Regions from separate parts of the Homo sapiens genome. Here region 2 is linked to region 1. Evidence: chromatin loops called from intact Hi-C (ENCODE). Cell type or tissue: mammary epithelial cell. All regions are shown on one strand. Links, peaks and the distances in the headings refer to the core of each region. The heading gives the core; the rest is flanking DNA.

Region 1 (2,912 bases), core at 91-2,590:
AAATATTCCAGAAAATTTATTTATCGCCCTCTCTCACCCTTACAACAGACCCATTAAGTACGAATTAATGTTCCCATTTTATAGATGAGTAAACTGAGGCTTAGAGAAATTCTGCACCCTAGCCTAAGAGCCACAGTTGACAAATAATAGAGCTAGAATTTGAACCCAAATTTGGGTGAGTCTCATCCTCTGTTTTCCCACAGAGAAATGCTCTGCTGCCTTTCTTTGAAGAGATGTTCCTTAATTTAATTAATTAATTTATTTTTATTTTTATTTTTGAGATGGAGTCTTGCTCTGACACCCAGACTGGAGCGTAGTGATGCCATCTTGGCTTACTCTGCAGCCACCGCCTCCCAGGTTCGAGTGATTCTCCCGCGCCAGCCACCCGAGTAGCTGGGATTGCAGGTGCCTGCCACCATGGCCAGCTGATGTTTTTATTTTTAGTAGAGACAGGATTTCACTATGTTAGCCAGGCTGGTCTCAAACTCCTGGCCTCAAGTGATCTGCATACCTCGGCCTCCCAAAGTCCTGGGATTACAAGCATGAGCCACCGTGCCCGGCCTTATTTAATCATAGAGGACAAGAAGCCTTCATCAATCTCTTATTCTATCCACCCTCCTTTTTTTGATTCCAAGCGCCTTGTCTGGCCTGTAGTTGCCACTCTTTAAACACTGAACTAAAAGTGTATCATTCACAAAGAGACCCCCAGGATCTGCTGCTCACCTCCAAGCTCTGCCCACATGGACACTTTGACGCGTATCGAAGTGACCATGTGCTAACCTTGCCCTTGTCTCTACTACAGTTCTTATCTCAGGTAAGTGTTTCTAAACTCCCCCACCCTCAACAAACGTGTGCACCCCTTTCCAGCCTCCCATGGTTAGGCTCCTAGCCTTTTCTTGGACTTGCCTGAGCCGACTTACTGTTTGTATTAGATGGGTGTGTGTGGGTGTGTGTGTGTGGGTGTGGGTGTGTGTATGTGAGTGTGTATGTATGCATGTCTGTATGGGAAATATGTTCTGCACTGGAAAATGTAAACCCATGCAGTGTTTCAGAAGACAGTCTCCTAAACTAACACCTGCCATAATATTCTCCACTCTACCTTGTTGCTCTGACATATTTCACCACTGCTTCGTCATCCTCCCTCTTGCCCTCCCTGCTGTGCATGCTCCAGTATCAACCTGTCCTCTGAGAAGTCATGCGTGACTATGCCTATTCTTCCTGACACTTCCTATTACTCAGTAGCAACATGACACAAAGCGGCTGGGCAGATCCCTGTTTGCAAAAGGGGGCATTTATGGGGTACAGTTGCTGTGTGCTCCTCTTTCTCATCTGGTCCATAAAACAACTTAAGCTCATTTGGACAGAAGGAAGAGGATGATAAGTGGATAGAAAGGAGACAGGCAGGGGCCAGCCAGACAAAAACACTGTCTCTTGCAGCCGTGGGAGTGGTTTGCCCCCATTAGACCTATGAGAACTCAGAGGCTGAAAAAAAGTCTATGTGTTTGGGGGCACCTCTAATAGTAAAATTTATGCTTGGCCTTAGATATGTGACCCCATTTCACCACTTTGTCTCTCCTCCTCCCACCCCACAAACACTACCTATGAGAGCTAGGCTGACTTAGATGTTTCTGTGTGCCCCAGGAAGGATGCATCCCCCTGAATTGACCAGTTTTCATTGCGAGGGACCATAGGAAAGCAGATGCGGGGGCCTTGGTTGGTGCAAGCCCTGCATGTGCTCACCAGAGCTGGCTTCCTCTGTCTTTGCTGAGGGAAGCTGGTGGAGGCACGTTTTCCTCTAAGCTGGGTATATGTCACCTTCGGGCAAAATATGAGCTAATAGAATGGAGATGAATGTAATTGGCAGAAGGTCAGCGAGGCAGCCATGTGCGTCTGGAGCTTCCCGAAAAGGCCAGCATGTTCCCTGCTCCCCTGTGTCATGATTAGTATGCAGGTAAGGCGAATGGGCCTCCGCAGAGTAATTGGATCATTCGGAGATCGGCAATGCCTGGTGTATGCACAAAGCCTCAACAGTGATTAGATCCTGCCCGCTCATCTCGGCAAGCCTTGAAATTCTTCCCACTGTGAAAAACTAATTTTCTGTGGGAATTTATTAAATAAGAAATCTGCATGCCACTTTACCTTGTAAGTCAGGCCAGCAGAATACAAAGCTTCCCCTCGACTTTGATGCCTGCTCCCAGCAGAGGCTGCTCCATCACTTGGGGACAGGTGTTTAGGAGCTCGTTTTGTCTCAGGGCATTATATATTTTTCACTCTGCCCTCAGGGCAGGAAATATGGGGAACCTCCTCGCTAAAAGCCTCTGAGAGAGAAAAATCAAGACAAGCAGAATGTGGGGATGGTGGTGGGAGTGGGTAGGCGGAAGGCAGGCAGGTGCATTCAGACCATGGTGTGGTCTCTGTCCCTATCTTGGGCTAAGATGTGAAATGTTCCCCCTTGAAAAGACTTCTATGTTGAGGTCTTTGCCCTCAGTACCTCAGAATGTGACTGCTTTTGAAGACAGCATCTTGAAGAGATAATCAGATGGGCCGGGCACAGTGTCTCGCGCCTGTAATCCCAGCACTTTGGGAGGCTGAGGTGGGCAGATCACGAGGTCAGGAGATCAAGACCATCCTGGCTAACACAGTGAAACCCTGTCTCTACTAAAAATACAAAAAGTTAACCGGGCATGGTGGTGGGCGCCTGTAGTCCCAGCTACTCGGGAGGCTGAGGCAGGAGAATGGCGTGAACCCGGGAGGCGGAGCTTGCAGTGAGCCGAGATCGCACCAATGCACTCCAGCCTGGGCGACAGAGCAAGACTCCGTCTCAAAAAAAAAAAAAAAAAAGAGAGGTAATCAGATGAAAATAAGTTCACTGGGTGAGCCTTAATCCCATATGACTCCATATGACTGGTGCT
Region 2 (2,912 bases), core at 144-2,643, 66 kb before region 1:
TTGAGAACTCAGATTAGTCCCTGCCAGAAGTTAGAGTGTGAGGCAATTTAGCAAATTGTAGCTTGCAGCAGATGTTTAATTAGTCGTGAGGCTGTGCAGTGACTGGAGGCTGAGCCGGGGAGGGCAGCTCCGTCTGCTGCTACCGCCGCCAGCACCAAGGGGGACATGGGCTCTGCAGCTGGGGGGTGAGGCTGGGCCCAGGGGAGCCCAACTAGCAGGAGAGAAACCTAAAGGCTTGAGACCCTGGGACATGGGAAGTCCAGGTAGACAGGCAGGGCACGAGAAGTTTAGTGCAGAAAGGAAGCTCCAAGACCCTTTGCCTGGCAGTGGGGTAGTTCTGAGGCAGAGTTTTCCTCTGCAAACATCTGGGAGCATGATCCTCAACAGGTCCTAAATGGAGACACTCAGTCATACCTGTCACTTGCTCCCCCTGTTCTGCTCCCCATCTCAGTGAACAGAACCATGACCCACCTTCTTCTTTAGGAGCCATCCTCCATACTTCCTTATTCTCTGCCCTTCACGTCCACTTCATCCCCAAGTCCTGCCAGTTCTGCCTTCCAGGCACATCTCAAATCTCCATCTCCATTTCCCCACCCTGTCCCAGGATTTCTCAAACTTTGCACTGTGGACGTTTGGGGGCTGGGTTATTCTTTGTTGCGGGGGAGCTGTCCTGTGTGTTGTAGGATGTTCAGCAGCATCCCTGGCCTCTACCCACTAGATGCCATTAGCATCCCTCCTCACGCCCAGTTGTGACAACTACAAATGTCTCCTGACATTGCCAAAAGTTGCCTGAAGGGGAGAAGCACCCAGATGAGAATGCTTGTCCACATCAGCCCAGGCCACCTCTTTCTTGCTAAGGATCTTAGCTCCTTACTTGTCTTCTGACTTGTTTCCTGGTCTCCAACCTCACTTCTTCCAATGCATCCTCCACACTGAAGCTGGAGACATGTTCCTAAGGGAAACTGGGTCATGTGATAGTCTTCCCTAGAGCCCTTGCGTGGTCCCTGGTCACTTGCAGAAGTACCCGTATTCCCTGACATGATTTGGAGGTCCCTTCTTAGGGGACACTCATTCATAATTCTAGCCTCCTTTCCCAACCCTCAGTCTCTCCTGCTTCGCTCAAATCCCCCTGGAATCCTGCCACTTTCATGATCCTCCTTTCCCACCTCCTCTCCTCCTCCCACGGAGGCTTTGCACACGCTCTCTATATTCCAGTCCCGCTAGACTTTTCTCAGTTTTTTTTTTTTAACTACACACAAACTGCATCTTCTGCCTGAAACACCCTCACAGATACAGCCCCAAGGGTCCTAGAATAACAAATTAAGATGAGGGTTTGTCCAGCTGGCAGAATCCTAAGAGATCTTATTGGACACATTGTTTAATTTTTGTCCCAGTCCAAGTCTGACTCAGACATGGGCTTTCTGAGAGATTGCATAAGCTTCAGAATTGCAACGACTCTCAGCCACCCTCTGCCCTCCTCCACAGACATTCCCACTCCCAACCCCACTGGTTACCACACAGTCCCTTGTGTTGGGGCAGGAGGAGGTGGAAAAGCACCTCACAGGGAAAGTCTTGATGCCAGCCCCCTCTTTTTTTTTTTTTTTCCTGAGAGGTTCCTGGTCCTCTTTTGCGGGTACAGGCAACAGAACTGGGTGAGGATTTTTAGTTCTATCCCCATTCCTGTTTTACCTTTAGAGCTCCATGTGGTTTATATTGCAGACCATCAGTAATTATTTATATAACGTTGGCTTTCCCAACCAGACTTCCCTGAAGGCAGGGTGCTTATCTCATTGATCACACTATCCTTAGTATTGACCATGCTTGGTGGCATAGAAGTCTGTTCTCAATAAATCCTTGAGTTGGCTGGGGCAGAGGACCCCGTGGGAGGTAGGTTGGGCGCTTGGAGAAGACTGTGTCAGATGGCTGCTTCGGAAAGAGGCAACACAGGTACAGCATTCTGGATGTCTGTGGACTCCAGTTCTAGGGCTAGTTGTTACTTTTAATGTGACATTGCTGCATAATTTTTTTTGGCGGGGGGGCTTGAAAACATAATTCTCTTTACTACATGGCAGAAGATGATGCAAGGTTAATTTTGTTAATTTCCATATTACATATTGAAAGAATACAACACCAGAATGCTGGAATCATCCACTTTGTTCACCTTAAGTACTATGCTCACATTACCACACATTACGTAGGAGATGTAGCTGCGTGGTGTCTGATCTTGCCACGTGTGTTCCAGGTGACAACAGCTCCTGAGGTATGGGTGGCGGCCTGCCTCTTTCCACATGTACACCTGCACAGAGTTATCCTTGAATGCAGCGAGCATGTGGAGGGATGCCACCCAGTAGTTGCTGATGGCTGTCTGGTGGTCGTTAAATCATTGCAGCCAGTGACGGTGGAGAGGAACAAGAATGGCCCACTGGTAAATACAATCATATATCCTATTCTGGCTCCCATCCAGTTAGGATGCTGCAGATGAGCCGGGAACGGGAAACTTGCTATCTCATGTGCTTAGATGACTGTTTGGCTGCCCGTCCTCTTTGGTTGTTAGATCAAGGGTGATAAATTCTGTCTTTCTTCCAATGATACTTTGGGACATCCATGTTAGCCTGTTTTTTCATCTTTGGGGCCCAGCAGTCACTTTCTCTCTCTAGACCTCTGTTTTCTTATCTGCAAAGTGGGAATTTGGATGGATGAATATCTTCATTGCTTTCAGTTCTAATATTGGTGACAGCTCAGTCACAAAGCAAGCGCAAAAAAATCTCTCTCTGCAAACAGTAGTTGTTACAGTTAACGTGAACTAAGCACTTTTTGCAGACTACCTCAGTGAGCTCTCACACCATTTTACAAATCAGGAAAGAGAAACCCAGAGGGTAGTTTCCTTGCTCAAGATGACTTTGAGAGGTGTG

Evidence for each region. Peaks named below come from ENCODE experiments on the same cell type or tissue, not always from the same donor. Only the 100,000 strongest peaks of a DNase experiment are listed, where the experiment ranks them.
Region 2: it touches region 1 in a loop (16-fold over the local background); 2 of 110 quality-filtered maps call a loop at or near these places.

The regions. Positions count from the first base shown.
Region 1 is chr16:5,902,154-5,905,065 of GRCh38, forward strand. It overlaps a transcript of RBFOX1 not described here. Among named protein-coding and RNA genes, the nearest start is that of RBFOX1, 120 kb to the right of the region's middle. In mammary epithelial cell, for the core only: no CTCF peak of the experiment used is centred there; a DNase peak (open chromatin) is centred at 1,178.
Region 2 is chr16:5,836,018-5,838,929 of GRCh38, forward strand. It overlaps a transcript of RBFOX1 not described here. Among named protein-coding and RNA genes, the nearest start is that of RBFOX1, 180 kb to the right of the region's middle. In mammary epithelial cell, for the core only: no CTCF peak of the experiment used is centred there; no DNase peak of the experiment used is centred there.